Linked DNA regions of Mus musculus: all the other regions are linked to region 2. The links are chromatin loops, found by intact Hi-C in ENCODE. Cell type or tissue: heart. All regions are shown on one strand.

Evidence for each region. Peaks named below come from ENCODE experiments on the same cell type or tissue, not always from the same donor. Only the 100,000 strongest peaks of a DNase experiment are listed, where the experiment ranks them.
Region 1: it touches region 2 in a loop (2.2-fold over the local background); 2 of 42 quality-filtered maps call a loop at or near these places.
Region 3: it touches region 2 in a loop (2.8-fold over the local background); 3 of 42 quality-filtered maps call a loop at or near these places.

The regions. Positions count from the first base shown.
Region 1 is chr1:73,150,351-73,158,350 of GRCm38, forward strand. The region is part of intron 1 of Gm29185 (a long non-coding RNA gene); the gene reads left to right. Among named protein-coding and RNA genes, the nearest start is that of Gm31197, 14 kb to the left of the region's middle. In heart, no CTCF peak of the experiment used is centred here; a DNase peak (open chromatin) is centred at 3,241; H3K27ac peaks cover 549 bases.
Region 2 is chr1:73,068,353-73,076,352 of GRCm38, forward strand. No RefSeq gene overlaps it. Among named protein-coding and RNA genes, the nearest start is that of 1700027A15Rik, 56 kb to the left of the region's middle. In heart, no CTCF peak of the experiment used is centred here; a DNase peak (open chromatin) is centred at 4,069; H3K27ac peaks cover 874 bases.
Region 3 is chr1:73,185,000-73,192,999 of GRCm38, forward strand. All of the region lies in intron 1 of Gm29185 (a long non-coding RNA gene), which reads left to right. Among named protein-coding and RNA genes, the nearest start is that of Gm31197, 48 kb to the left of the region's middle. In heart, no CTCF peak of the experiment used is centred here; a DNase peak (open chromatin) is centred at 3,972; H3K27ac peaks cover 1,105 bases.

The sequences.
Region 1 (8,000 bases), 82 kb after region 2:
TCATCTACGTGCACCAGGGCCATGGAATCACTGGACCACAAGTTCTCAGATGTGCTATCTAATGAAGCCTCTAATGCTTAAAGAGACCACATCTCCCAATCCAATGTAGACCAAAAAAAAAAAAAAAAAAAAACAAAAACAAAAACAAAAACAAAACAAAAAAACCTCCCAAGTTACAAGGTCTCAGGAGTTTATTAAAGTAAAACATGGAGCTAGAGAGGTGGCACTATGGTAGGTCTTGCACTGGACCTAGATTTGGTTCCCAGAAACTACATGGTGGCTCAGAGCTATTTACAATCCAGGTTCCAGATGACTCAATGCCCTTTCTGGCCTTCACAGTCACCAGGCACACATGTGATACACATACATACATATAGGCACACATACACACAGAATAAAAATAAATAACTAGAAATAATCAGGCAGAACAGATTTGGACCCTTCCTTCAAAAAGGGACAGTCCATGTGGCAATTAGATTCACAAATATCTATCATAGTAGAGAGGCAAGTAAAATGGTAAAGGAGCTATGTGCACAGTAGTCCACCTCTGCTCCCAATGGTTCAATAAGAAAGCACTAACAATCACTAATAAAAAGCCAATATGGATCTCCTACCCATTGTACACTGAGCACATTTCATCATGCTATTTATATTCAGACATGTGTCACTATCACAGCCATTTTTCAACAAGGGAACTGAAGCTCAGAGAGGTTAAGTAAAACTTCTTCAAGGTCACAGAACTAGGAATCTGTAGAACAGACTCCTATGTCTTGACACAGTCCATATCCAAGTAGATTTATTGTTAGAAAGATCTTCACGGTATATTTAGCTTTATATCCTTTTAGTTTCCGCTTAGAATTAATTCCACTTTCACCAAGCCACAAAGATGAAGTCTATTCCTACTTGAAAAATCAATGACTGAGTTCAATTGAATGCAGTTAACTAAGCGGTTAGCAATCCCCCATTTCAGCTGTACTGTAGGCTGCCAGTATTCCATCACAATCGTGGGTCTGCACTAAATATCTCCTCTAGTTCTCTACCCTTTCTTCACAGAGTTGCAGAGGAATTCTATGCTAATTCCTGAAGCTGTACAACCTGGTGATTTTTATGTTTTCTGATTAATTTATCATATCACAAACTCTCTGTTTTGTGGCCCTTTTCAGTTTCTGCCCCTCTGGTTGTCTCTTTTCTTAACAAATATTTATTTCCAGTTTCAAACCTACTGGGTAGAAAACTTTGGACTAGCCATGAATAGACACAGAGGGAAAGATAAAAGATGGTATTGAATTTGGAGGCCACACACACACACACACACACACACACACACACACTCACACACACACTCACACACACATGCACACACACCATTTTATAATATAACAAAATTTTGTGCTCATGAAGAAGGTGTGAAGGGTTAAGTATCACAAAATAGCATCCCCCAAGTCTGGCCCACGGAGGTTTGGCTATCTTTACAGATGAAGTCATGCTTGTAGCTAAGATGTGTTAGAGACAGTGGAGATGCGACACTCATGGGAGACAAACTTCATGTGTGAAGCCCTAAGGTGTCAGGAACAAAAGAGGACAGCAGGTTGAAGTATTTGGAAGTGTCTGGAAGAAAAATGAGGTTCTAGTGAGAGCCTGGGGTGCATATGGGGCCCATTCCCATAGTGGTCCAACTGTTAGGTTGTTGTTAAAGTTTAGTCCAGAGGATCTGAAGAATAGTCATGCACTTAAGCAGCCTATAGGTAGTACTAGATTTATGCTTTCAAAGCATTCACCGGCGGGGGCAGGGGGGCAGAATTTAGAGGCTTTATTCACATAAAAAGACACGAGTTTCTGCAGAGTCATAAAAAGGGTAGTTCAAATGCAGAGGTGTAGATCTGACATCCCAGCTGTCCTGCAGCTGGAGCAGGAGGCTTGACAGTTCAAGGTTAAATGGGAGACCTAATGGGACCCTGTCTCAAGATAATAATGGAAAAAGAGCTGAAGATATACATCAGTGGTGGAGTGGTTACCAAGTATGAGCAAGGCTTAATCTTCTGTCACCTCACCTCCTGCCCTTAAGAAAATTAGGTGAGCCATTTAAGAGGCAGGTGAGAAGAGATTTAGTTACTAGTTAAATTGGGGCCTTAAGAGGGAAGTTTAAGGTAGCGTAAGTTTTCCTTTGGGGTACATGAATCTACTGTGTGTAGCAGTGGTTCTCAACCTTCCTAATACTGTGATCCACCCCCAGCCATTAAATTATTTTGTTGCTTCTTTATAACTGTAATTTTGCTACTATTATGAATCGTAATGTAAATATTTGGTATGCGATCCCCCCCCCCCCTAAGAGGTTGTGACACACAGGTGGAAAACCTCTGGTGGGTAGCCATAAAAACAGAGGATGCACTGGAAGTGGCAGTGGTGAGCACAATGAGCTTGGAGTTTGGCATAAATTCGATCTTATGTCATTTGGTGGTGATGTTCAGGCAATGACTATGTGCACAGAAGTGGAGTCTGCCTGGAGCTGCTCCTCCCTCTCTTCTCCTTCCCTCCTCCCTCCTCCCTCCTCCTCCCTCCTCCCTTCCTCCTCCTCCCTCGCTCTCTCCACTTCTTCCTTTTTTCTTTCTTTGATCTTTTTTTTCTTCTCTCATTTCTTTTTCTACCTTCTTGGGAAAATAATACTTAAGAATATTTATATTCAGAGTGAAGAAGTCGAAAATAGCGACTGAAGGCAAAGTAAAAGGGAGAAAATATTTAAGAAAATATATGTTCATTTCTGCTTTGTTTTTCCATCTGCGTTTTTGCACAGTCAGTGTGCAAATAAGAGCCCGTGTGTGCATGCGTCCTGCTCATATATTCAAGTTCTTACTCTACATTTGTGGGGGAGGTTCATCTTCAAATCACTTCATGGATTACAAACTTTGCTGAGAGATAGGAAGAACATTCTTGTAGGAAGAGAAGAAAGGTGTGTGTGTCAATAGTATGTTCCTAGAGCAAGAGATGCCTCTCCCTGCCATGAAATGAGAGGCTAGATCTGGTTAGGTGTAGCACAGGCTTCTTGATTGCCTAACAGAATAACATGGATGGGTGTGGAAGATGGTGCTATAGGGTGACACTTGAGGTGCTCCAGCTGAGGGTGCTTCAGCTGAGGGTGCACTGGCGAGTAACAGTTGGATTTGCCAGAGGCCCACCATTTGAGTGCATACAAGAGAGCAGCCTGGGCTCTGTCCCAGTTTCCACTTGGCCAGCCCCCTGGAAACAGCTGTTCACGGGCCGCTGAGTTCTTTCCGAAGAACAATGAAGAACAGTGGTTTGGGGTAGGTGGGGCTAGGAACTGGTTGGTTGGGCAAGAAAATCAGACACAAATTCAGGCCTCGTGGCCCAATAATTCTAAGTACCAAAGAAGCCTTGTCTGGAAGCCTTGACACTCGTACTAAATAAGGGGAGAAGAAACAGGAAATTAAAAAGCACAACTGTGACCCAAGCATTCCATACATAATTACCCCTTAGATAAACATTGTCTTCTCCACACAAGAACGAACACTATTCCAATATTGCCCCAGTTTCTGACAAACATGGCAAGAAGACTCTCAGTACTGGACTGTTCACTGTGGGTCATTTGGCTGAAGCTTCATGCTCAGTGGAGTTAACTGCAGTGGAGCCTTAAGAGGTCCATCCTCTGCCTCCTCGTCGCTAAAGCCTCTTTAGCAGTTTTTTATACTATGGAATCCAATGGAGTCTGAGTCTCAGCCATCCTCCAGCAGACTCAGCTTGGTCCCTGTGAGTTTGGAGAGTCTGGATTCATACAGAAGGCTTCTAACATTTCAAATGAATACCCATGGAATTCAGAAGATTACTTTTACTGACTGAAAATGACCATGGATGGATAATGAATGTTTGCCTCTATTTCCAGAGTATATGGATGGAGGTGGCCAGTAAGATTCATAATCCCAGCGAACAGCTTATCCTTTCCAATATTTACCTTTCATTCACTCTACCAAGGAAGCGATATTTCAGACATATTATATGTGAGACAGCATGAAAGATACAAATGTATGTCAGATAAACTGCCCTCAAGCTATTTACAGGGAGGTACATAAGAGCAATATTTACATACTCATAAAACAGGCAGGGTGGAGCACATGCGTGTCTTTGTCCACCTTTCACAGTGTGGTGTGTGTCCACATAAAGTCTCTTTTACCTTATCAGTTGCAAAAGCACAATTCTAACATAAGCAAAATAGGAGATATTTATTAAAGTAAAAGGAATTATTTATTAAAAGTAATTAGGGAATTATTACTTCACACAACTAGTAAATTTAGTGGCTTTGGATACACTCACACACACACACACACACACACACACACAGAGAGAGAGAGAGAGAGAGAGAGAGAGAGAGAGAGAGAGAGAGAGAGAGAGAGAGAGAGAGATATGTTGCCTGGAATGGAGCTAGAAGACAAAGGGAATCTGGAAGTCAGGATCCTAGCCCATGGCCTCTTTCTCCTGCTCTCCATAGAAGATCTCCTAGGAGACACTGCTTGCTCTGGCATTGGTACACCACCTGATATAGGGCAATCCTCTCTCTTTGGAGAAGAAATGTTCTTATTGGTCTTGCTGCAGCAGGTTCCTACCATGTGAATAGAGTGTGGGAACACTGAGGTCCCATCAGAAAGAGATGCTGGTTCAGTCAATTCTAATGACATTTATTGTAAGCTAGACTTCTTAGGATGGTTATTTGTGAGTAGATAGAGAGAATTCAGGATGAAGAGTAAGGAAGTCTCTGCAAAGAGAGATAGATTACAGGGAGATGGAATTTGACCAATACTGTGTCGATCACAGATCTGACTGTCTCCATGTTTATAGAAAAGAGCAGAGATACATTGCACTTCAAGGAAAAGTGGTAGCTCTATAGCCTAACTATAGTTTATTCATTGAGAGGATAAATAAAAATAAAAACTATTTATGAACTAAACATAACCAAATTATTTATGAACTAGAGCCGAGCAGATAAACCTGGCTTCAGGTTGTTGAATAGGCTGAGACGGATGGAGTGGGGAGATGAATAATAGAGGAATCCCAGTAATCCAGGGGAGAGGAAAGGCAATGGGAGGGGCAGCGGGAGGCACAATGGGAGGAGCTCTGAGCTAGGTGGTGGTGGTATGACTAGAAAGGAGGGAAGCACTGTAGCCACTCTGTCTCCTTGAACATGGAGCCCAAGGGAGGAGAAGTTAAATGATGCTGAGGCTCCTTATATGTCCAGTGGTGCATCAGTGAGCAGTGTAGCTGCATCTCTACGTTTGCTATCTATCAGGAAGGTGTTTAGCAAAAGATGTTCCCACTAAAAGTCATTGTGTTAATTAAGTTTCCATTATGGCGACAAAATACTCAAGAGAATCAACTTGTAAGGAGGAGAGGTTGCTTTAGTTAACAGTTCTCAGTTCCTACTCACTGGGCTCTGTTGCTTTGGATCTGTGACGTCCCAGTTCACTGTGGCGGGAATGTAGAGTGTGTAGTACAGGAATCTTGTTCATCTCCCAGTAACGCAAGTGGTTGAGGACCCAGCCTTCAGTGCATTTGCCTTTGGAACACGTTCAAGAACCAAACTGTAGCAGTTTTCTAGAGCATTGCTTATTGTTAAATCCCAAGGTTTTGATTTTTTTTTTCCCTGTTTGAGTTCTCTGATGATGCTGAGAAAGAACTTGATTGCACTTAAGCAAGCATGGTGATCACAAAGTAGCCAAAATGTGGAGTCCTTGAATGCAAATAAGGTTTTGTATTTGCTGTCCCGTCACCCCTAGAACAGATGCAACGATCAGGTTGCTTCTAGCTCTCCTAGCTACGTGATGAGCATCAGCGCATTGATGATCTGAGCCTAGTTCTTGATGAAAAAAAAATTCGATTTTACAACTGAAAAGGATGGGGGTATTAGTAACGACTCTAAGACGAGTCAAAGGCACCTGCAAATATGTCTTCCAGGCAATAGCTAGAATGAAAAAATGAATTAGAGCCTTCAACCTTCAGCTATGCTACAGCACCAGATGTTAAATTTCTGTCCTCCATAGGATCCAGGATCTTCAAAGGGACCACATACCACTGACTCCTGAAGGTAGCAGGAGGTACTTGCTGCAGCTTTCCACAATCCTGTTGCCACACTTTCTGCTACAGGAGGAAGAGATGTTGCACGCAGGCTAAGAGAATGCTCGCATGTCTCCAGGAGAGTGAGGCAAGGCTCAGCTGAAGACTGGGAATGAGCTGAGAAATGGATGAAAGTCATACTATGTGGATAGGCTGGAGGGACTGCCTTGGGAGGAGAGGTGGAAGCCCTCTACTGACAACACCTGAAGATGTGGCCTGATGGAAAAGCACCAGTGTGTGGCAGGGTCTTAACTCTTGAGGCAGGGCAAGATCGGAGAAGAGCTAAGGAAAACATAAAGCTGGAGAGAAACTGACTAATGGACGAACCAGTTGGGAAGCAGGAGCGTCCTCTATGGGATGGGCAGAAGCAGGGAGGTGCTAGAACTGGACACAGATAAAATCAGCTCTGTGTGCTGTGTAGGCCAGGACACCCTGGCATGAGGAAAAGTGTCTACAAAGGGTGTTTACATTCACTGTCTCATCCGAAATGTTTTCCAACTTCATTCCATTCACTGCTTCCCCAGTAGGTGAGGACAGTACCAAAACCTGCAGAGCATGTTGAGGTGTAGATACAAATGAGCAATCTTCCTTTCCATTGCTGCCTTTGAAACTAGGATACCTCATCCCAACTAGACTATACTTTCCTTCTTCCCAGTTCTTCGCCTGATCACATTATTTTGAGGCATCTCACAGTCACCTGGGCCGTCAGACTCTCTCTAGAACCCAGGATCAGGAACATTATTAGGCTCACACCCAGGAAATCTCAGAAATTATTTCTGAAGTCTAACTAGTAACACCAGGTTTTCCTCCGGGTTCCTGATGAGGTTAGAGTGAAGGACACAAGCCAGGGAGGAGGACAAAAGACACCAATTTCATGAGGACAGTACCAGACCTTTCGTGTACTCTCCATGGTCACATTTGAAACCAAGATTACTTTTATTTTATATTATTATTACTTTCTAAATGTCTGATTACTAATGAGAGAGGAAAAATAAAGAATGTGAGTTTGGGTGGAAGGATATAGATAAGAAAAGAGGTGGAGAGGGTCTCAGAGAAGGTGGGTGAGGGGAAAGCCATTAATCGGAATATATTTATTGAAAAACAATCTATTTCAATGAGAGAAGACAACATGTTCTAGAATAAATGACAATAAATTAACAGTGAGTAAATGTATTTGAAGCCACCGTTGTCTGACCCCCCCAAACCCACGTTCTTGAGAGGGAACAGTTAGAAATGGGTCTGTCCATGACAGCGGAGTCTGAGGAGTGGCAAAGAAGCCATATTGTCTAGACCTGTGTGGCTGAGACTCTTAGAATCAGGGTGGATAGAGAGACTAAGTCTGGCGAGCCCCACATCCCTACTTAGAATCCCCTCCCAATGTGCTCAGATGCTGCTCGTTGTAAGTCAGGAGGGCACATTCGCATAGCTGCCTGAACTAGCCTCCCCCCAGCTACCGCTGAAAGTTACACAAGCAAATGGGAATTTCGGCATGCCAGCATCAGCAGCTCCCTTGCCCTACCTCATGATCTGGGTTCTGACTCTAAAGTCTCCACCCTACTCCTCATTGCCTCCCATTTCCAATGCCACCTTTTTCTTCTGAATTGCTGGTGTAGATACCTCTGTGACCAGTGTTGTTGTGTTAGGAATGAGTAGGATGGAGAGGCTTAGAGAATAAAGTGGCTCTGGGCAGTCTGGTGACGGCTTTAGAAGTCGAGGGTCTGTTATGTATCTACGTAGACTCTGAGGACGAGCAGAGTTGAGATTTGGAGAGAGATGAGCCATAAGGGTCTCAGGGTTAGGTTTGGCTGAGGCTGTGAAGAATTCTTGTCCAGAACAGATTTGGCTGCATATACAGCATCCCTACGGCCTCTGTACCACACTGG
Region 2 (8,000 bases):
GACATAGTACTACCGAAGGATCCAGCAATACCTCTCCTGGGCATATATCCAGAAGATGTTCCAACTGGTAACAAGAGCACATGCTCCACTATGTTCATAGCAGCCTTATTTATAATAGCCAGAAGCTGGAAAGAACCCAGATGCCCCTCAACAGAGGAATGGATACAGAAAATGTGGTACATTTACACAATGGAGTACTACTCAGCTATTAAAAAGAATGAACTTATGAAATTCCTAGGTAAATGGATGGACTTGGAGGGCATCATCCAGAGTGAGGTAACCCAATCACAAAAGAACTCACACAATATGTACTCACTGATAAGTGGATATTAGCCCAGAAACTTAGAATACCCAAGATATAAGATACAATTTGCAAAACACATGAAACTCAAGAAAAACGAAGACCAAAGTGTGGACACTTTGCCGCTTCTTAGAATTGGGAACAAAACACCCACGGAAGGAGTTACAGAGACAAAGTTTGGAGGTGAGACAAAAGGATGGACCATCTAGAGACTGCCATATCCGGGATCCATCCTTTAATCAGCTTCTAAATGCTGACACCATTGCATACACTAGCAAGAATTTGCTGAAAGGACCCTGATATAGCTGTCTCTTGTGAGACTATGCCGGGGTCTAGCAAACACAGAAGTGGATGCTCACAGTCAGCTATTGGATGGATTACAGGGCCCCCAATGGAGGAGCTAGAAAAAGTACCCAAGGAGCTAAAGGGATCTGCAACCCTATAGGTGAAACAACAATATGAACTAACCAGTACCCCCCCGGAGCTCGTGTCTCTGGCTGCATATGTATCAGAAGATGGCCTAGTCAGCCATCAGTGGAAAGAGAGGCCCAGTGGTCGTGCAAACTTTATATGCCTCAGTACGGGGGAATGCCAGGGCCAAGAAGTGGGAGTGGGTGGGTGGGGGAGTGGGTGTGGGAGCGTGTGGGGGACTTTTGGGATAGCATTGGAACTGTAAATGAAATAAATACCTAATTAAAAAAATAAATTGAACTGAAAAAAAAAAAGAAGAAAAAAAAAGAAATCAGAGAAACGTCTGCGTCTTTGCTTCCATATCCAAGGAGCTGCAGGAGTCTTAAGCAAGCACTTGGCAGAAAATGAATGAGTAGAAAGCGCCATACTTTCAAGTGGAAGTAATAGAACCCAGTTAGAATTGAATAATGCTTTATTTTCCAGATGCTAATTGTGCCTTTTCCCCATCTGATTATGGTAAGTGGAGCTGGCTTTTGCTACGTTTATGGGGTTCTGCAAAGGATCACTAACAAATAGTTTGGGCTGGACAGGTGGGTCTTTAGACTTAGATTGTGATTATTTAGCTCAGCCTTCATGACTTGAAGACAACAATGGACAATATGATAAACTGTTTTTCTTTCTTTCCTTCTTTCTCTCTCTTTCTTTCTTTCTTTCTTTCTTTCTTTCTTTCTTTCTTTCTTTCTCCCTTCCTTTCTCTTTCTTTCTTTCTTTCTTTCTTTCTTTCTTTCTTTCTTTCTTTCTTTCTTTCTTTCTTTCTTTCTTTCTCTCTTTCTTTCTTTCTCTCTCTCCCTCTTTCTTTCTTCCTTCCTTCCTTTCTTTCTTTTCTCTCTCTCTTTCTTTCTCTCCCTTTCTCTCTCTCTTTCTCTCTCTCTTTCCCTTTCTTTCTTTCTTTCTTTCTTTCTTTCTTTCTTTCTTTCTTTCTTTCTTTTTCTTTCTTTCTTTCTCTCTTCCTAAAAAAAACAAAACAAAACAAAAGTGCCAAAACAAGTGGCTGGATGGATTGGGCTGGCAGGTAGATGTTGGTGGAACATAAATTTTCCTATAAAGTAAATTTACTGCAGGAGAAAAGGAAGTCTTTTTTTAAAAAAATAAAACCATTAACTAATTAGTTTTACACAAACCATATGCAAATCCCTCAAGTCAGAAAGAATTCACTTCTCGTTTTGCTTGCAACATCTGTGGCTGCAGCTGTGGGGATGCTGGGGATAGGGGAGTTATCTTTGAGTTAAGGTTGCTGTACAGGGTCAGCAGCTCACACATCCGTGCTCCCCAGAGCCATGAAGGCTCTACTTTTGTTACCCCCTTTGCTGGACTGTGCTGTGATCTTTCACTCCATCTCTAGAGCTGGAGATGAATTATCCCAGCATCATTTTAAACACCCCTGTCCCAGGACTGACCTTAACTATCACATGGCACAGTGTGGGTGAGGTAGAGGTGACCACAGTGACAAAGCCATTCTGAAATCTCTAAACCTTTAGGAAAGAGAACGGGTTTGATCTGTTGAACTGTGCTCCATGCCTGTGCCACACAGATTCACTACTGTCACGGATGTTGGCTAATTTAGTCCTGATGGACATCTCAGAACAACACTGTCCTCTGGACTGGGGGTAGGGGTGGGGTGGTTCAGTGGATAAGGCCTTCTTATGCAAGTATGAGGACTAAGAGTTAAGATCCCCAACATCAACTTAAAAGCCAGGTGAATGTGCTGACCCATCTATGGTAGAGGGCAGGAGGCCCTTGTGCTCACAGGTAAACATTGGAGAAAGCAGGAATGTTAAACACATAGGAAAGTCACCTCGATGGAAGAACTAAAATACCCACTTTCTGATCAGAAAGCTGGGAGTGGGTGCTATTAATGACTCTTTGTTATCTGCAGCGCCAGGTCTCCCCAGGTTTATACCAGATTTTCCCTCTTTATATTGCTACCTTTAGCTCCAAGTAGTTGCTAATTTGGGGGAGACAGGATTCAATGCAGGACCCATAACTTCTTGCTTCTCTAGTTAGCTGGAGAAAGGGGATAGAGGCTGTTTCCCAGTCACTGGGAGAGAGTGAATTCCCAGCGAAACCACTTGACTGGACTCTTGCTGGGCAGGGGATGGTGATTAGGGTAGAGAGAGGGCAATGTGAGTTTCTCAGTATGGCTGGGAAGTGAGAATCTTTTTTTTTTTTTTGCATATCTTCTTTTGAGAGGGGTCTAAAAGATACTGAGGGAGCCAGGAAGTGTATGGTGCTGGAGGAGATGTGGACTAACTTTGCTGGGTTTAGAAATGGCCTTTGGCTTCCTTTCCTAATTTAATGTTTTATGTACGAACCTTCTCATGAGCTAAAGTATCATTTCAGTAGATAGCATGAAATGTACTGATATAAATCACATAGCTTATATAGGCAGATGCCCGTGTAGGCAGTATACTGACAAAGAACTCATGCCATGAAGTACCCAAGGGGTGCCCTAGTGTGAGGTTGTTTCACGCATGGGACCCCTGCAGTGCTGGGAAGGGTCTTAGGTTTGGTTTCATCTTCTGTGTCTTGAAACATCTGAACAAGGAGTCCTGGTTTTTGTTTGTTTGTTTTTACTTTTCATCAAGCCCACACAATCCACACCCTCTTCTTTCCATTCAGGATGCCATTCAAGTTCTTCCTCAGGAAAGCTTCCTTTGACTCTTCCCCTACTTTGTTGGGACTGTACCTCAGTTCCTGTGGGAGTCAGAGTAGGCAGACTACCACCCAGAGCTTGGGGCAATCATTGCACCTGGCCTTGCTCAGCTCTTGTTTTTCCTCAAATGGAAGCTTAGTCCCGCTGGGCTACAAACTCACTGGCTTTTTACTGGAAAAAATCGTATAGCTCAGTGCTCCAACGAAAGACTTTGCAATGATTTGCACACATGCTATAGCTTTCCTTCTAACCTGTGAGTTCCTTTATTTATCTTGATGTCCCAAGACAATACTCAAAACTCAGGGTTCCTGTCAATGGGTGATTCGACAGGTGCTAGCTGGCCTTTTCTTTTTGTCTGTCTCTGACCAGGTGACTTTGGTCAATCCCAGGATTCTAGACTATTAGAGAGCAGTCTGCGAATCCATGTGGTCCAATCCATCTTTGAGTGACAGAGACTTAGAGAGTTTTAGTATTTCCCTCAAGAGTCGAGGGCTCAGCAGGAAGGGAGTAGAGGACCTTTGGTCGGGAGCCACTCACTCTCCCTTCCTCTCTGCAGGTGCAGCTTCCTCCTGTGAGTTGTAGAGGGGAGGCAGCCCTTGTCCATCCTGGAACAGCCAAATGGATTCTCCTTGAGACCAGCAGTCCATTAGCCCCATTTCTTCCGGCTTCCTCTGTGGAATGGCTCCCAGGGGCCTGCCTGAGAAGCTCCAGGACCTAGCTGCCTGTCAGCCACTTTATTAAACTTGTTTCCAGATGTCTCCACCTCAGATTGAAGAGGCAGGAAGAGGGTGAGGGCTGGAGTTTGTCCCCTAAATGAAGTTGGTTAGATTGGTAATAAATAATATTTGGTGCTGATGGAACAGGTGGTCGGGGAAGATGGGGAAGGGAGAGGGGGAAACACAGACCACATCCTTCATGAGACCATGCGTGAGCATGAGATGTGAAATGGATGGACAGAGTAGAACATCTGGGGGCAAGAGATAAGGGATGTATGGCAAGGTGTAGATAAGGCAGAGATGGGGAAGACCAGACAGTTGTGACTTTACAGGAGAGCAAGTCAAGGAAGCAGAAAAGGGGAGACTCCTTTCTTGCCTTTTCCAAATGCTCAGAGTCTCTGACAATCTGAAACAAGCTCTGGCATGTAGCAATCCCACCTCTGTTTTCGACATTACATAGTTTCCTTTCTTATTTCTTTTTTCTTCTCTGTATCAAACCTCTCTCCCCTTTCTCTTATAATGACATTGGATCTAGGCCCCTATTGGGTTTTGGATGCACTCTGTTATGCCCTTGGGCTGCCATGTAAAAAGTATTGCAGAGTCCCCAAAGAGGCTTTGAAGACTTGACTTCCAAAGGCCCTTGATTTTACTTTTGCCATATTCCCTGGGCCAAGTCTCTAAGGTCAGCGTAGATTCTAAAGAGTGGGAGCTGGATCTACCCCTCAACTGCGATCAGCTATTGTGGACGGTAAGGTCCTTTCCAGCCAAAGCTTTATTTCCAAAATCTGTTAGGATCTTTTAAATTGCATTGATTGGTTGATTAATTAGTTAACTAATTAATTAAGGTACCCTGGGGATGGAAGTCAGGGCCTTATGCATTCTGGGTAACATTTATACCACCGAAGCACAGTGTTAGTTGATGCCTCTTTATGCTGTGAATCTGGAGACCTTTCCTGCTCTGTGAAGAGTTCAAGACTACCAGCCTCCACTGTGCTGGCTCCTGCCTGGGCTTCTGGCCACTTTGCCTCCCATGCCAATATGCCTTCCTTGATCTGTACCTCTAGAGACAGGATTCCAGACTCTGAAGACTGTCCGGCACCCAGACACAGGGCAGAAAAATGGAATCCTACTGAGGTACAAGCCAGAAGGGACCCATCCCTGGAAGTGTATCTTGTTTAAGCTAGCAGCAACTATGAGAACATTACATGTATACTGGGTCTTACTTGAAAAGCTTTGTATGTACCAACTCATTAGATAATTCTAGCAATTCTGTGATAAAAGTATTATAGTTATACCCATTTTATAAAGAAGAAAACTGAGGCATGGAGAAGTTAAAGTTTAGCTCAGAAACTAAAAAAAAGTTAAGTAACTCACCTAGGTTCATAGTGCTGTAAAAGAGGAATCTACTATTCTGTTCAAATCCAGTTGAAGTGTGTGGTGAGAACCAGGTATAAGATCTGGGAGATGTGTGTATAATAAGACATTTACCATACATTCATGAAGATCTGAGTTTGGATCCTCTGAACCCATAACTGGAATAGGAAGGACTCTGGGGCTTGCTGGCTAGAAAGTCTAGTTTCTAACTCTGTAACACTGCAAGCCTTGTGATCTTTTGTCAGTGGAGGAAGGCTCAAAAGCCTGTGTCTACGACTCTTAAATTGGCTAACTTTTTGTAGGAGACCAAATGCTTCCTTTGTAAGTTCATAGATTTCCATGTTAAGCTAGCCTCACTATCAACTATCTCTGTGTCAAGGAGACTCTTTATTTCCATCGGTGCTCTGGAACTCACAGGGGAATGAAGCACAATGTAAAATTTGGCTACATTCAAACTATGGGATTATAATCTTGGGTTATAATCTTCAGGCAAATGAATATGCTGAAGAGCCAGGAAGTGTGGAAGTCTTTAATATGGAAATCTGATCTCTGAATTTTCAGAGTCAGCAGGGACTGGAAGTCATACAAATGCCAGACTTTCCAAGGGAGAAAGTAAGGGTGGGGTGACTTCTGTGGGATTCTCTTGGTGACCTCTCTGCTCCTAACCCATTCTGTGAGCACTTTGTATTTATCCTTTTAAACTGATTTTCTTCGGCGAAGGGACAGAAATCCCCCAGAGAAGAATAGCAGAGACCATCCATCTAGATGGGATGGTTGAGGCTGCCTTGGCAGGGCAAACAGACATCATGAGCCTGGCATCATGTAGGATCCATTTATGGCCCTCTGGCCATCTCCTCCTCCTCCTCCTGGGATGGCAGATGGCCTGTGTTTTTAATAATTAAGAAAAAAAAAGTAGGAGGGAAATCAGGCTCAGTAGGAGAAATTTGGAACCATCCAGGCAGCACAATTGAGTTGTGAAGTTGTTTGGAAAGTGCAAATGGAGGCGTCCCATTGAGCATGCCCACAAACTCAGCCACTTCATGGAAGTTTGAATCATCCTGTGTGATGGTTTTCATTAGCACACCTTCCCCAGGGGGTGATGAGTAAGGGGAAACTATTGGTAGACATTGGGATTTTTGTATGCATAGGACTATAAATCCTGTAACATTAGTGAAAAAAACGTTACCTTGCAGCCTAGGTCGTAAAATGGCCTTGGGAGATAAAGATCCCAAAGGGCTACGAACATCAGTTTAAGTAAGTAGTCTGGGGTTATTTAAAGAAATAAAGTGCTGTCCAATTAGCAGAAAAGACACAGGCTGTAAGAAGAGATGGGAGAAGCCTGAGACCCTGTTGGATTCTATTATGGAGCAGGGCAGCACTCTGTTGACTTTATGTGGCGCTCCTTTAGAAGAGATCATGGATAAGGACAGCTGCTGCTAGCTTGAGAATGGAGACTTGTAATTCCTTGGCCTGAAAGTGCTGAACCAAATGGCCTTCCTCTGGTTATCTTCTGAATCTCACATCTGGAAAGGTTCAGAGCAGCCATTTCTGGACATACTTGTCTGCTGAGGTCTGGAAAGACCTTGTTATCAGAGGAGGCTGAAATGGCCACGTAGAAATACCATTAACACAGAAAGGAATCAGCATGATAGGATGGCATGTGAGGGCTCCAATAGGTGGGACTCAGGGCCCGTCCTTTCATCTTAAATAAACCCTAGATTATGCATCTGCTCCTGTTCCCACCAACACCCCATTTCTTTCCATGCTAGGTGGTAAGCCACGTTTTCTAGAAGGTGGAAATAGCTCTGTGTGCAGTGCCTGCCCTTGAAGCCCCCCTCCCCCAATCTGAGGGACACTACTTCTCAAACCCTCTACCTCTGGCAGGAAGGAATGTCAAGGAGCACTCAAGGGCTTTGGGAGGAAAGAAAGATAACCTGTTCTGCCCCTCTTCTCCCATCTCTCTCGCCTGAAGCTCTCCAAGCTTCTTGCCTGGTCTCTGCTGGGTCCTATTGACCAGCTGCCACCAAGAAGAGTTGGCCAAGCAGATGGCTAGAGTCTGCGTTTGGAGGGGAGCCGGCAACCAGCCGCGCAGACATGTCACCCACTGCAACTTAGGACATTTTGTGCTGAGGCTTCTCCCTCCCTCTCTTCCCTAATTCTTCATCATTCAAAGAGCTCCTTGGCTCTTTCATCTCTTCCCCTTCTGCTTGGATTCCTTGCCTCCCTTTTTCTTTCTCTTTAACAGCCTCCTACTCCCTTTCCTTTATTCTCTCCGAGCCACTGTGCTTGGCAATGGAAGGAACCTTCTGGCTACCCTCAGAAAAGAGAGGGGTCCAAGTCAGGGGGAGGCCCAGCTATAGTGAGTTAACACAGGAGGAGCATAGGCACTGAGTGTCTTGGCATCACACTTCTGGATGGAGAGCCACAGGCCAAATGAAGGAACTCTTCCTGTTGATAGTGTAGACCCCAGTTTAACACTATCAGC
Region 3 (8,000 bases), 120 kb after region 2:
ACTACAGCCAGATGTTCATTAATTTGAAAAAAATGTCGTGGAAAATAGACAATAAAAGAGATCATAGGTAGCAAGCTGGTTCCTGAAAAGAGTGCTATTTCGGCTAGTCTTTGAACATAAGTAGACCACTGGTAACTATAATTGTATGGGATTAAAAGGGCATTAAGAAGGGTGATTGTTCTGCTACAGAAGACTGGACTGGGAGTGTGCCCTGGTCTGGTCTTTATTCAGGAGGACAAGTTGAACAATAACCATGTCAGACCAATCACCCAACCTTCCGGAGGTCAAAACATCAAGTCTTGCCCTAGGCAAACCAATACATGGACCCATTCTCCAATCTCTATCTCAGTTTCCCACTGGGTACCTTACTAGGAAGCTCTGGAGGCACTTGATGGCAGCCTAGACTGGAACAAAATGAGGAAGGGTCTCAGAGTTCAAGGTAGGATGTGCTGGTCCACCACAGGCAGGGACATATGTTAACCAGACTGCCACTTAAGAGGCTGTAAAATAATTCTCAGGAAGGATAGATGGAGGAAGGGGCCTAGGTTCTGAAAGTTTCCAATCTTTCATCTTTTCTTCCAAGTCTTAGGGTAAAAGTCCAAACAAACATACACTTTATAAAGATAGCCACAGCGCCAAATGGCCTTCAGTCTCTCCATATGAGCTCCCATGATCCTGTCTAGCATGTCCTCTTTCATCCCTCAGCATTACCCAGGCAGGACTGAAGTACAAGATGGCCCAGCCTTTCTTTAGTTTTTCCAGCATGGACCCACCATTTTTTTCCTAAAACGAGGAAAAAGAAAACAACAACAATAACCCAGATACACCATTATTGTAACTGTGTTCCTGTGGGGATGAAGGGCATAACAATAGTTGCATGGTATGGGTGCTGACAGCTAAGACAGTTCCATATTCTAATGAGAAGTGTGAGACGTTTGCACAGAGGGACATGGTACTCAGTCTTCAGGCAGGACATTCTGGATATTGCATGAGAACTATGGCTTTGGGAACTGCCTGGAGTTGGCAGTGGCATCAACTCTCCATTTACCCTTGGAGATTAGTTAGCAAGTGGTTTGGGTCCAGAATGTGACCTTGGCTTCAGGCAGGCATAGCAGAAAAGAGGCCAGTTCATCTCCACAAACTTTTGAAAAGCTTCTACTCTTGTCAGCTTGAGAAGGAAATCCTCCCTAGAGAAGGTGAGGCTCCAGGAGAGATGAGGGAAGAAATCCAGATGGCTAGCCTGGTGAGAATAAGTCTTTCAACTCAGGTCTATCAAAACATAAGATGAAGACTAAGGTGTCTGTGTGGGGAAGGGTTGGAGTCCTACAAAGAAAACCAAAAGCTGCAAATAATACTTCTTGGAGCATCTGTTCACATAGCCCTTGTTTGAAGATCGCTGCCACAAACAGCTTGCTCTGGTTTAGCCATGAGACCTCCTGTGTCTGTCTGTCCAGGGGTGAGCTAAGAGCACTGGAGATGAGCTGATACTATGAGGGTGAGCTGATTTTCCTCAAAACCCGAATCTGGTTGAGTTCAAGGGAACAAATCTTCTATTTCCAGTGTAAGGGTTCTTTCTTCCAACCCACACCTGGTTCAATAAATGCTCCCTAATTTACCTGCACAGCTGGACTAACAAAAGGGTGAAGTTCAGAATAGGAGGGTAGAATCTTCGAGATGACCATTCTACATCCTAAACATCCCTATTGCTGTCCCCAATGCCTGCTGCTGCTCTCTTAGACTCTTCTTGGGTATCATTGTTGTTGATACTTCTCAGGTAACTCTGCCCATCTTCTTTTCCTCTAGTTTATGGATAGGAAGAAAGAACTGGGACAAGGCAGGGAAGTAAGTTACAGGGACAAAAAGGGGGGGGGGAATACAAAGCAGTTGATTCTAGTTGAATGTTTAATGTATAGCAGATCACATCACCATAGCTGTTTTGTTTAATTTTCAAGATAGTTCTGTTGTCATCCTTTAATTTACAGCTGTATAACTTAGGAAAAGCATATAGCCAGAAGTAACAGCAAAGAAATTATAATTATACATGGGTAATGACTGACAAGATCTGGTCTTTTCTACTCAAAAAATGAGAAGGCAAAAGGAAAAGCCACTTGATGCCAGGTGAAAGGCAGAGAGCATGCTATGGGGGGAGAACGGGGCTTGGGTGATCCAGGCTCCTCCACCCATTGTTATTTTGTTCATTTTGTTGTTTTGAAAAAGACTTTACAATGATGATGATCAAACTTGTGGTCTCATGCATGGTGGGCAAGTGCTTTTGCCTCTAAACTACACCTATTTCTTATATTCACATTTATTGAACATACATGAGCCGGGTTGGTGCAGGTCACATAGTAAGTCCTGAGAGCCTGATGTGAGGACTTCAGCTCTACAGCTTGGGTCACACAAATGCCAGGGCAAGTGCTGTAATGAAAATAAGAATATTGACATCCCACACAGAACCTTGTGGGGGGAATGGATAGAAGTCATCTTAGGGAGGCCATTGGAAATAACATTTTTTAGGGGGAGTTGGACATTTCAGTCAAGACTTGATTCGTCAAAACTACCAGCATGTGCTGCTGCAAATCTTGGTAATGGAATGGCAATGTTGTCTGCTTCTATTGCTAAGATGATTGATTTGGACAGCAACTCAGCAAGGTTGGAGATGGGGTGGATGGAGACAATGGGAAGATTGTTTGTGAAGGGTGAAAAACCAACCATGAATTATATGAGGCTGATGCTCATGCATGCTTCCCAGTGGGGCTGACAGGTCCCATTACACACCCTACAGGAGAGCAGAAAAGGGTGACCTGCTGTCAATGGCAGGTCTAGGGAGTAGCAGCTAGCATGAGGGCCTGTATAAAACCTGTAGTTACCAGGGAAGTCAGGGCTCCCTTTTCTGACTCATTGGTTAAAGAATTTAAAAATGGTCTCAGAAGGAAGCCCGAGGACAAAGATTTTGTTAGAAATTGGAAGGAAAAGAACAGGGCAGGTGAGCTGTGCATCTCAGCAGCTGACTAGAGAAGAGGTGCAGAGAGGAAGAAGGGAGAATGCTGGAGCTTTCAAAGTCCAAGAAAGCAGACATGTTCGACAATGAAGATTGGCAAACAGCAAAGCTTCAGAGAGCTGGTAAGAAATCCCAGAATGTCCAGGAAAGCACGCCTATTAATTAAAATGAATAAAGAAATAAGAAAATGACCAGACAAAAACGGGCATGCTGCATGACTCTGAAGGCAGCTGTGTGGAGGGAGTTTCCTGGAAAGGATATGAACATTATCTCATTAAGGGGATAATCATTCCTCCCACCTCCATAGCATTTCTTCAGATGAATGTATGTCCTGTGGGGCAGACGCTTGGCCAGGTGATTGGCTGGCCCTACTCTATCAACTCTTAAGGCAATAGTTTGATATGGCCTAACCTTTCGAGCAGATCAGAATGTCATGTTTCCTCTTAAGTCCAGGATTATTCCATTATTTTGACAGGAGGGCTGAGTATTTACCATTTTAAATGTATTTACCTTTTTAAATGTTATCCAAGAAATGGGAGATGGCCTCCAAAGCCTATCATGGGGCAGGGGTGCATCCTTAGGCGGGGGTGCATCCTTGATGTCCAAGGCTAAACCATGCCTAGCTACTTAACAGTTTTGGAAGGGAAGCTCCTGTAGGTATATCTTGCCCTTTTATATTGTAAAAGGGAGGGTTTGTTCTAGATTAGTATGTGTGGAAGAATTGTCTAGACTAGACGCTATAGATTCTGGTGGCCTCTGAAGGAAGGCAATTCACAGAACTGCCCCTGTCCTCTCTGTTGGTAGCTGAGCCCCATTCCATCTAGGATCCCTTTGGACTCACCACTATGAGAAAAACATCACCATGCCAAGAGGAAGTCTTTCCTGTCTCCTCATGGTGTAACTGAGCCAGCAGATGTTAAAGGTCAGTAGCACAGATTGTCTTCAATGGCAAGGAAGCCATTGTGTGAGAAAGCAGAGGCATCCGGATGGGAGCTTTGTTCAAACTCTGGGACTAGGGAGAGGCTGGGAAAGGAAGAGGTGTCCATGGGAATCCAGGACAGAGGGTCAGGAAACTGAGAACACCCTGCACTGTGGAAGCGGTAGAAACTGGAGACAGAGTGGGACATTTCACTGCAGCTGCAGGCTGAAGAAATAGCAGACTTTGCTCATGACCTAGTCAGGTTTCTCTCCTTTCCTCCACCACCTTCCTCCTCTCTGCTCATCCTTTTTCTCTTCTAACTTCCTTTTCCCCTGTCCTTTGCTTGATCATCACGTCTCTCTTTCCTGAACCCCTCTCATTCTAGTCTTCTGTTCTGCTTCTTTCTCTCCATCTTTTTCTTCCTCTCATCTTCATCTCCCACTTCCAGTCGGGAATGTGAAGCCTGTGGCCCATGGGTTGCATGCACCTGCATGTAGCCAAAGATAGTATGAATGCACACCCTTACAAACATTTTTAAAATATATGAGATTAAATGTGTATATATACATCATATATATGTACATGTATACATATATATGATATATATATTAACTCAACTGCATGATTCATGAGCATGAACTTTGTAGAGGGCAACATTGTGTGTTATATATGTCTCTAAGTATCCCAGTATTATTTCATGGAACCCAGGAGTCTTAATTTTGATTTAAATTTGAGCTCCACCATGTCCTCAATTTTTGGTGTTGGGAGTCCCTGAGTTTCAGAGTTCTAAAGAAATTCCTTCCTACCTCAAGATATTAAGCTGGTTGGGAATATTCAAACAGATAACATCTGTATAATTCTACACACAATGCACAGATGCTATTGCCCTCCCTCAGGAGACTAAGTGGGAGAAACACTTTCTAAGGTAGATTGTGGAGTTTCCTGTACATTAGCCCCTCTTCTGTTCCCCAGATTTCTCCCCTCACCCACCTTTTCCAAATGCAGAAAATTATGCAGTCTAAGTCATGATTCCCAGTTATTAGAAGCTATCTGGCTGCTGCACAGTTGTTGAAGTTGTTGACATAATGAGAAGAAATGCAGGAATGGCTTGAACTCCCCACCTCTCTTTCTGCCTCCCTTTCGCTCTCTCTCCAGGCTGCAGGAGCCATTGCCTCACCTATCATAGGGACTCTCACTGACCAATCCTAATACTCTTGTTCACTGAAAGGCTTCTGCCGTAGTCCCTTGATCTTCTCTGATGTCCAGGGTCAAAATGTTGTCTTTGGTTTAGGGGGAAAGACTTTCTCCAGTTCTGTATGTTAGGCACAGATAGCATTAAGTTTTTCTATTTTTATATTAAAAATAAAATCTTGATTACCCTTTACAAAGTTTGGGTTGGCATATAACACATGGGAGCGTGTATCCCTCCCAGTTCACCTAAATGATTTCCTGTTATGGAACTGTGGCACCCATCACCACTGACCTCTCAGAAACTGGAAAGATGAGCCATTGGGTGTGACACACACAAGTTCCACTCTCTACTTTTCCTTTGTAGCCCGATTCACAGTGTATAATTATGTGTTTGTGTGTGTTTTTCTCTGCTCCATGGCTCTAAGGCTCTGTGGGGGTAAGAATCACACATATTTAGTTCACTCAGCTTTCATTATGCATTCAGCATTGTATGCTCTACAACAACATAGGGCAAGTCTAGCTGCATATTAAACCACTAAGGGAGTAAATAACAAGAAAACCACTCCTTCCTTCTCCCTCCTCCTCTCTATCACACACACAGACACACACACACCCCTCAACACTGACCAACACACATACTATTACCACCACCACCACCACCACCACCACCAAAACAAACAAAAGGTACCAACACTTATGTAGACATTTTGTAACAACTTGTCCAAGTGGTCCTTCCACATCATCAACCCTGAACACTCTGCACAGTGATGCTCCACTAAAGCCATTGTGCTGTGCCTGGGCTTCATGCACTTGTTGCCTACCTGTCTCCTTCCCATAGCCAAAGCTTCAGCTCCTGCTTGCTGGCTGGCCCATTCCCTCACGAGCCTGTTTTGCCCTGACTCATTCCTGGGCCCACCCTAACACATTCCTACTTCTCTTTAAATGACTATTTATGGCCTGTTACCTCCAGGACACGGCTCCTGATGAAAACAGTCCAGACCCAACGCCTCCTGTGTAATTTAGAATCCAGTCCTCCTCCTTAAAATTCTTTTACACCGGTTTCTGTAATCATGTGCTTCTGTTGGCAGCCCCGTAAGTGCAATTGATCTGGACTGTAAACTCCTTGAACATGGCTGTAGCCCAAGGGCTAAGATGGCAGGAACAGCTTCTGCACCACCAGCTTGAACCATGTAACCAGCAAGTGAGACAAGATTGAGTTCTGACCATTCATAATTGTGAGACATGGGCAGACAGAGGCTGGCCACCTGGGCATTAGGCTCTCTGCTACACTGAAGATACTCAGGAAGACTAAGTATGGTGGGATGGGTAGGTGTTGTAGTTCTTTCCTGGAACTCAATGAAGAACCAGCTAGTGGGAGGTCAGACCTGTGCAGTGTGGTAGAAGACCGCTGAGGCCAATTCAGCTTCATGGAAGGATGGGTGTTCTTATTGTTTAAGCAGTCCTGGTTGACCTGTGTGGATTTTTAGTACCAGTGATTTGTAGCACAGTTACTTATGCCCTGCCTCACCATGTTCCTACCCTACCTCACTATTAGTTATCTATCCTTTGTATTTACCTAATACTTCCATTATTTCCTCATTTTTATTTGTTCATTGAGAACTGGTATGTAGTGAGTATTCTACGTGCATCTAGGTAATATGTGGAAAGTGTGTACATCATATGTGGTATGTGATATGTTGAACACTGTATATGTATGGCTCATGATCTATGTATGGCCTGTGAAGCATGTGTGTATATGTGTGGTATGTGGTATGGTGTGAGTGTATGTGGTACATGGTATGGTGTGTGTGTGTGTGTGTGTGTGTGTGTGTGTGTGTGTGTGTGTGTGTAGGATGTTAATAATGAATAGGCACTGCAGAAAAAAAAACCTTTAGGGAAGATTTCAAAAGTGGGAGTTGAGCAATTAATCCAGACAGGCCTATCTTATTGAAGATGTGGGAATACCCCACAGGCCTGGAGCTAATTAGAGGGAACTTTCCAATCAGAATCCAGTTCTCTGGTTGAGTCTCTTTCTGTGATACACTGTTTCTTCTTGATAATTCATCCCTATGATCTCTATTTGGAAATATAACAAATCACACATCCATCCCCTTTCAGCCTGAGTTTGTGAAGTGTGATCCATCAGCCCAGGGGCATGAGCACTGACCCATGGGCAGCCATGGTAAGGTAGAGACCAGGGCGAGCATACTTTAGAGTCTGTGGCAACCTCTATATCACTCAGTCCATTGATTCCTTACCCAGCCAGGTCCCCCTTAAGCCTCTTCCACAGCTTCTGAATGTTCTACTTCCAGTGGAAACAAAATATACTTTGCCCGGGCAGCCCTGTCTGTTAACTCACCTCCTCGTGCCTGATGGCTCACAGCTCTGGGCAGTCCCTCCATAGACCACTTCATTTGTTGTACTTCCCTGGGAAGGATGAGAAGGTTGAGTCTCTTCAAGAGGAGGGCTAGAAGGGGTGCTATTTTCTCAAGAACAATTAATGCACCCTGGCTGTGTAACCTCACACAGGCCCTCTCCCTGGATGCCAGTCAAAGGGAGATCTCAATCCAGGACCTTGGCAGCAGGGTAACACTTGAAAGCAATTACAACTCTTATGAGAGTGAAGGATCTCTCCAGGATGCTGGCCGGTCTCAGATGGTCTAGGCTTTCCCTGCTTGGGTTCCACTGTATCATTTTCCTTTCCTGGGGCTCCATGATTTGTGGGCTTCATGTTTGCCCAACCACTCTACAGTTATTCCTTCTTTGTGTATACTTTTCCCACACACAATGAACATAGAGCTCTGAGTGCAAGTGATGGGAACTTTGCAAGTTTGAATCCTGTTGTCATCCGGGCTCATGTGAAAGTTTATCATTTAAAAATGATCGTGT